2 separate regions of the Homo sapiens genome follow, and region 2 is linked to region 1. The links are chromatin loops, found by intact Hi-C in ENCODE. Cell type or tissue: IMR-90. All regions are shown on one strand. Each heading gives the region's core, and the rest is flanking DNA. Links, peaks and the distances in the headings are about the cores only.

What was found. Peaks named below come from ENCODE experiments on the same cell type or tissue, not always from the same donor. Only the 100,000 strongest peaks of a DNase experiment are listed, where the experiment ranks them.
Region 2: a loop joins it to region 1, with 3 times the contacts of the local background. A loop is called at or near these places in 2 of 110 quality-filtered maps.

What each region holds. Positions count from the first base shown.
Region 1 is chr6:38,032,943-38,035,767 of GRCh38, reverse strand. The region is part of intron 2 of ZFAND3 (zinc finger AN1-type containing 3); the gene reads right to left. Among named protein-coding and RNA genes, the nearest start is that of ZFAND3, 210 kb to the right of the region's middle. In IMR-90, for the core only: a CTCF peak has its summit at 1,265 (motif pointing left); a DNase peak (open chromatin) is centred at 1,257.
Region 2 is chr6:38,272,205-38,275,029 of GRCh38, reverse strand. The region is part of intron 8 of BTBD9 (BTB domain containing 9); the gene reads left to right. Among named protein-coding and RNA genes, the nearest start is that of BTBD9-AS1, 210 kb to the left of the region's middle. In IMR-90, for the core only: no CTCF peak of the experiment used is centred there; a DNase peak (open chromatin) is centred at 1,539; H3K27ac peaks cover 555 bases.

The sequences.
Region 1 (2,825 bases), core at 184-2,683:
AATTTCTAGAAAATTAAAACATGGATATGAGATAGAATCTGCACCTTTCCTAGATTAGTGGTGTTTGCTGAGTTCTTGAATGACTCAATACTGCTTACACAACAGTTCATATTACAGAAAAAGAAAAGGCAGGAATTTGTATTAAGTACAATAAGAGAATTACATTAATGAGGATCTCCCATATGCTAATTAAGCAACCTAAGTTTACTATTTCGTCAGTGTCTAAATATAAACAATATTGATAACTCAGAACATGGGTACCTAAGAAAACAAATCACCCTCTCTCCCTTTTTGAGGATTATTTTTAAGACTTTCAAAGCTAAAATACACAATTATTATATATGTATTATCTTGGTTGCTTAGAAACCGTGAGACACGTCCTGAATAAGCAAAATTAGAGCAGCATAAGGAGGGAACCCTTTGTTAAAAAGAAGTTTAGAGAAAAATGCCTTGGCTATGATAATATATTTTGAAAATGAGACTGCAAAGTAAAGAAACATAATAGAAGATTCGGGATGTCACATGTGAAGATATTTTCTTAAGCAAAATACTTTTAAGTATTTCTTACTGCTCTCGAGTTACACACTTCAGCTATAGTTCACCAAGGAAAAAGAACTTTAATGCATGTATAAAACTTCCATAATCCCATGCATCAAAAAAGCCACCAAGAAAGAAAAGCAGGCCTATATTTATGAACCCCGAAAGCTCAACAGGAAATCAACTTTACACTAGGCCCAGGAAGTGTAAAAACTTAAATTTCCAGTAAACTGTGACTATTTAACAGCACAAATTAGAAGCAAGACAACCATCAACAATCCTATACATGTAATAGGAACCTTCTTATGTGCTGCTATTTCCATACTTAGAAAAAATAAAAATAAAAATAAAACCCTTTTTGGGAAGTGGTATGAGAACAATTGTATGTATCAAATTAAAAGTCAAATTTGAAGTATTAATCAAAAAGGCCTATGGGAAAATAAATACCATTCAATGAACAAGCTACAATTCCTGCTGAGGACTCAACTTAATTCCTCTTTTGTCTAGATCAACTTTTTAAAATGCCTAGAAGTCCCTATTTGGGGAGAAGATCCATTATCAGCTTTTGACAAAGAATCTTTTTTTCTTCCCCTTTTTAAAATATTAATTTTGAAGCCACACTGGAAAAAATGATCTTGTTTATTTTTAGTTACATTGGTCAAGAATCTTTCAAAAGATACTGCATATTTTTCAAGACAAGCCAGCAAACACATGATGTGCTCCCTCTGCTGGCTTTGCAGTAGTTCTTTCTTAGATGCTCCTTATATCTTGAACTGGAAATGCAAATACTTTTTTCCTAATAAAATAACTATCAAAGGGTGATACATCCCAGTATAATATATCAGGCGGCTTTTCAGTAAAGCAGGTTTAGCAACAGTATATTAGGCCAACCCCAATGGACTTTATCCTTTCTTATTCTGCATTATTTTCTTGCATTTTAACATCTCCATTTCTTGCATGGGTTGGAGTAGAGGTGGAGAAGGTAAAAGCTTCATACAAAGAGAAAAGGAAGAGACTAGTTTGCCCCACTAAATAAAAACACTGTAGATGCAATCTGGCACATTTAAGTTCACACAAAAGATGAAACTGAATGTAAAACATAATAGGCTTTTCTTAAAAAGCTGAGGAAATCACTGTTTAAGAAGCCCAACATTGTACTACCACTTTTTTTCAGATCCCTAAATGGACAAAAGGTTAGAAAATCAATGCACAAGCTAGAAAATATTTTTTCATTAGAAGTCTTTTTAAATTCTAGAATTTTAAGTCATTTGTAAAATAAAATTTATTTTGAAACAGTAAGTACCCTTTTAAACAAAGCTTTAACTCTGCTTGTTTAAATAAGCTATTAATTTTAATTATTTTGCCAAGTGCCATTAAATAAATGTCACAAGAGTTGTCATAGAGATACCCTGTGATTGACTGACTGACTGAGCTATCCCTGAAAGCTTTCAGAGAGAACATGAAAATCTACCTGCTTCTTGGCTATCAGTAAAACAAAAGATAGAAGGAGTTTCAATTCAAGGCACAGTTGCTAATTATGTAACAAGTACAGTCAATTATAGGCACTGACATAGAAAACTGTGGATTGGCATGTAAAATTCAGTACAAATAGAGAAATGAGTAAATGGAAAGGTGAATAATCTTTTCAGACACAGCTGAATTACTGCTTTAAACTACTAGCTGTCACACACATGCTGTTCTAATTACCTGGTTAAAGCAGCCTGCAGGCCATTCCTTGTGAACCCCTGTCTTAAAATGAGGTGACGAGGGGAAGGTTGCAATAAATATAAGTTCTATTAACTAGGTCAAACAAGTGGCTGGTGCAATGACATCAACTCTAGCTAGAGAAACATTTCAACTTGATTTACACAGAGAAAGGCAAAATTTCCTTTTTTAAAAAAATAATGAAGATTGGAAAAGCTGGATTAATATTTTCCAGCCTATTCCTGAATACAACATCCCTTCTCATTATAGATGAGAGTCTATATTATATGATGTTTAGTTTCTAGAGAGAGTAAACTAAATCCAACCCCTTTCTGATCTTCTTACAGGTCTAAATAAATTATTTCAAACAGCTCTCAGGAATTTAGCTCTTGGATAAGAGTTTACTTGCAGCCATTTTGGTTAATGTGTTTAAATTTTTCAGCTAGCAGGCTTCCATTTTTTTTCAGTAAGTTTCTCACTGCCTTCCTAAAGGATACAGCTTTAGCCCACAAAGTAACTATGACAGCCTTTGTATTAGCATTCCGGGGAGGCAATCAAGGCTTGGGTCTTATACAGAGTAGCAA
Region 2 (2,825 bases), core at 239-2,738, 240 kb before region 1:
GGGCTCTTTTTTGGTTCCATATGAACTTTAAAGTAGTTTTTTCCAATTCTGTGAAGAAAGTCATTGGTAGCTTGATGGAGATGGTATTGAATCTATAAATCAATAGAAAAAGAGGGAATCCTCCCTAACTCATTTTATGAGGCCAGCATCATCCTGATACCAAAGCCTGGCAGAGACACAACGAACAAAGAGAACTTTAGACCAATATCCTTGATGAACATTGATGCAAAAATCCTCAATAAAATACTGGCAAACCGAATCCAGCAGCACATCAAAAAGCTTATCCACCATGATCAAGTGGGCTTCATCCCTGGGATGCAAGGCTGGTTCAACATACGCAAATCAGTAAATGTAATCCAGCATATAAACAGAACCAAAGACAAAACCACATGATTATCTCAATAGATGCAGAAAAGGCCTTTGACAAAATTCAACAATCCTTCATGCTAAAAACTCTCAATAAATTAGGTATCGATGGGACGCATCTCAAAATAATAAGAGCTATCTATGACAAACCCACAGCCAATATCATACTGAATGGGCAAAAACTGGAAGCATTCCCTTTGAAAACTGGCACAAGACAGGGATGCCCTCTCTCACCACTCCTATTCAACATAGTGTTGGAAGTTCTGGCCAGGGCAATTAGGCAGGAGAAGGAAATAAAGGGTATTCAATTAGGAAAAGAGGAAGTCAAATTGTCCCTGTTTGCAGATGATGTGATTGTATATCTAGAAAATCCCATTGTCTCAGCCCAAAATCTCCTTAAGCTGATAAGCAACTTCAGCAAAGTCTTAGGATACAAAATCAATGTACAAAAATCACAAGCATTTTTATACACCAATAACAGACAAACAGAGAGCCAAATCATGAGTGAACTCCCATTCACAATTGCTTCAAAGAGAATAAAATACCTAGGAATCCAACGTACAAGGGACGTGAAGGACCTCTTCCTTCGACCATTTCTTCATGCCTTCCCCTATATCCATCTTCACTCCTTCCTGAAATTGTGGACAAGAAGATGATGATCAGATTAGTCTGTTTGCAGCACTCAGAGCAGGCTCAGAATAGTTTAGTGGAATCACTTGTGTCTTTGGTCTCCCACTGGGCCCTAAGTGGCGTGAGCCAGGACCACTACAACCTAGAAGGAGGCCCTGCCTTCCTGCTTTGTAATTCGCTCTCCTCCATCTCTCCTGACTCTTCTCCTTTATTCTGTTCTTTACAACAAAGTGGTAAGCAGATCCATCCTTTTCTCTCCTTGGATACCCTTATTTTTTGTTTCCTAGGGCAGTAAGAGTAAGAATCTTTAATGAAACCAATTTCTAACTCAGCTCAGGGGCAGCTCAGTGCTAGGCAATGGGGGGCAATGATCTCCCTATATTTACTCTGATTCTCTGGTATGGTCATCCCCTTTTATCTGTGGTTTTGCTTTCTGTGGTTTTAGTTGCCTGTAGTCAACTGTGGTGCATGATATTAAATGGAAAATTCCAGAAGTAAACAATGGAAAAGTTTTAAATTGCATGTCATTATCTCTACTTTTGAATTGCATGACTGTGTAATGAGATTTCACACTGGCCTGCTCCATCCTCCCTGGAATGTGAAGCATCCCCTTGTCTGACATGTGCAGCTGGACCGTAGTCCAGGAGTCACTTAGTAGCCATCTCAGTTATCAAATCAAAACAATATAGTATACAAAATATAGGGTTGTATACTATCTGTGGATTCAGTCATCCACTGGGGGGTCTTGGAATGCACCCCACATGGATAAAAGGACATTACTGTACTACAAAGTGTACTGGGTTGATTCTTCCTTACATTATAGTGGTAAGAACCAAGAATAAGCTTTGGATGTTGACAAAGGGACAGAGAAGGCCTCCTGGCTTGCTTTGGTTTGAAGCTGTTCAGGCATAAGCAACTTGGGAACAGGGAGTGCTCCATGTCCTATACACCCTTTGCATTAGGGTTTTGGGCCAAAAATTGTACAAGTACCAACAATAAAGTATCCCTTTGCTTCTCATTTGCTGGAACTTTCCTTGGCATATACTTACCTCAGGAACCTTGTGAGAAGGGTTGGTTGGGATCTAGAACAATAGCTCTAATTCCTTTAGACAGTTATATACCATTTAATTGTCCTCTGATGTCCAATGCAAACCTCTTGTCATTTCTTTTCCTGATATCTGACCTTTCTGTATTCATCTCCTTTCTGAGGTTAAAAGATAATAAAGAGCATATAATCAAGTACTGTTTTTATTAGAAGGTTCATAGGAACCCTGTTAGAAATAGATAAACCATCATCTATAAAGAATTGTTTGAGAATTGGTGGTAACCAGATAAATAATATCTTGTTGATAATAGCCCTACTAGTAAAATAGGAAAATGACTTTGTCACGGTTGTGTTCACTGTAGTGAGATTTTAGCTGTATACATTAGACTCAGAGACAAGCAGAAAATTCATGGAGATTAGTTGCATCTATTTGAGAAGAACGTGTTTAACAGAGTCATCCATTTAAAATTGGTTTCATTAAAGAGTCTAAATGAGTAGTTCTGTTAAAATGCCAAGTACTATAAGGTTTTTATTGTTCTGTGGTCATAGACTGCCCTGGCCAGCTATCTTGTAAAATGCTTTTTATAATTACAGTAGACAGAGCTGGCAACAGGATAGATCTGTACAAATCCATTTTCTCCTGGTCACCAACAAACAACTCAGCACTGTGTACTTAATTAGTGTGTTTTAGTCTATAGTGTCATCTTCCTCTATAACTGATATATTATTATTTTACTACTGTCATATTAACTGCCTTATCAAAGACTATAAAACTTTATTTTTT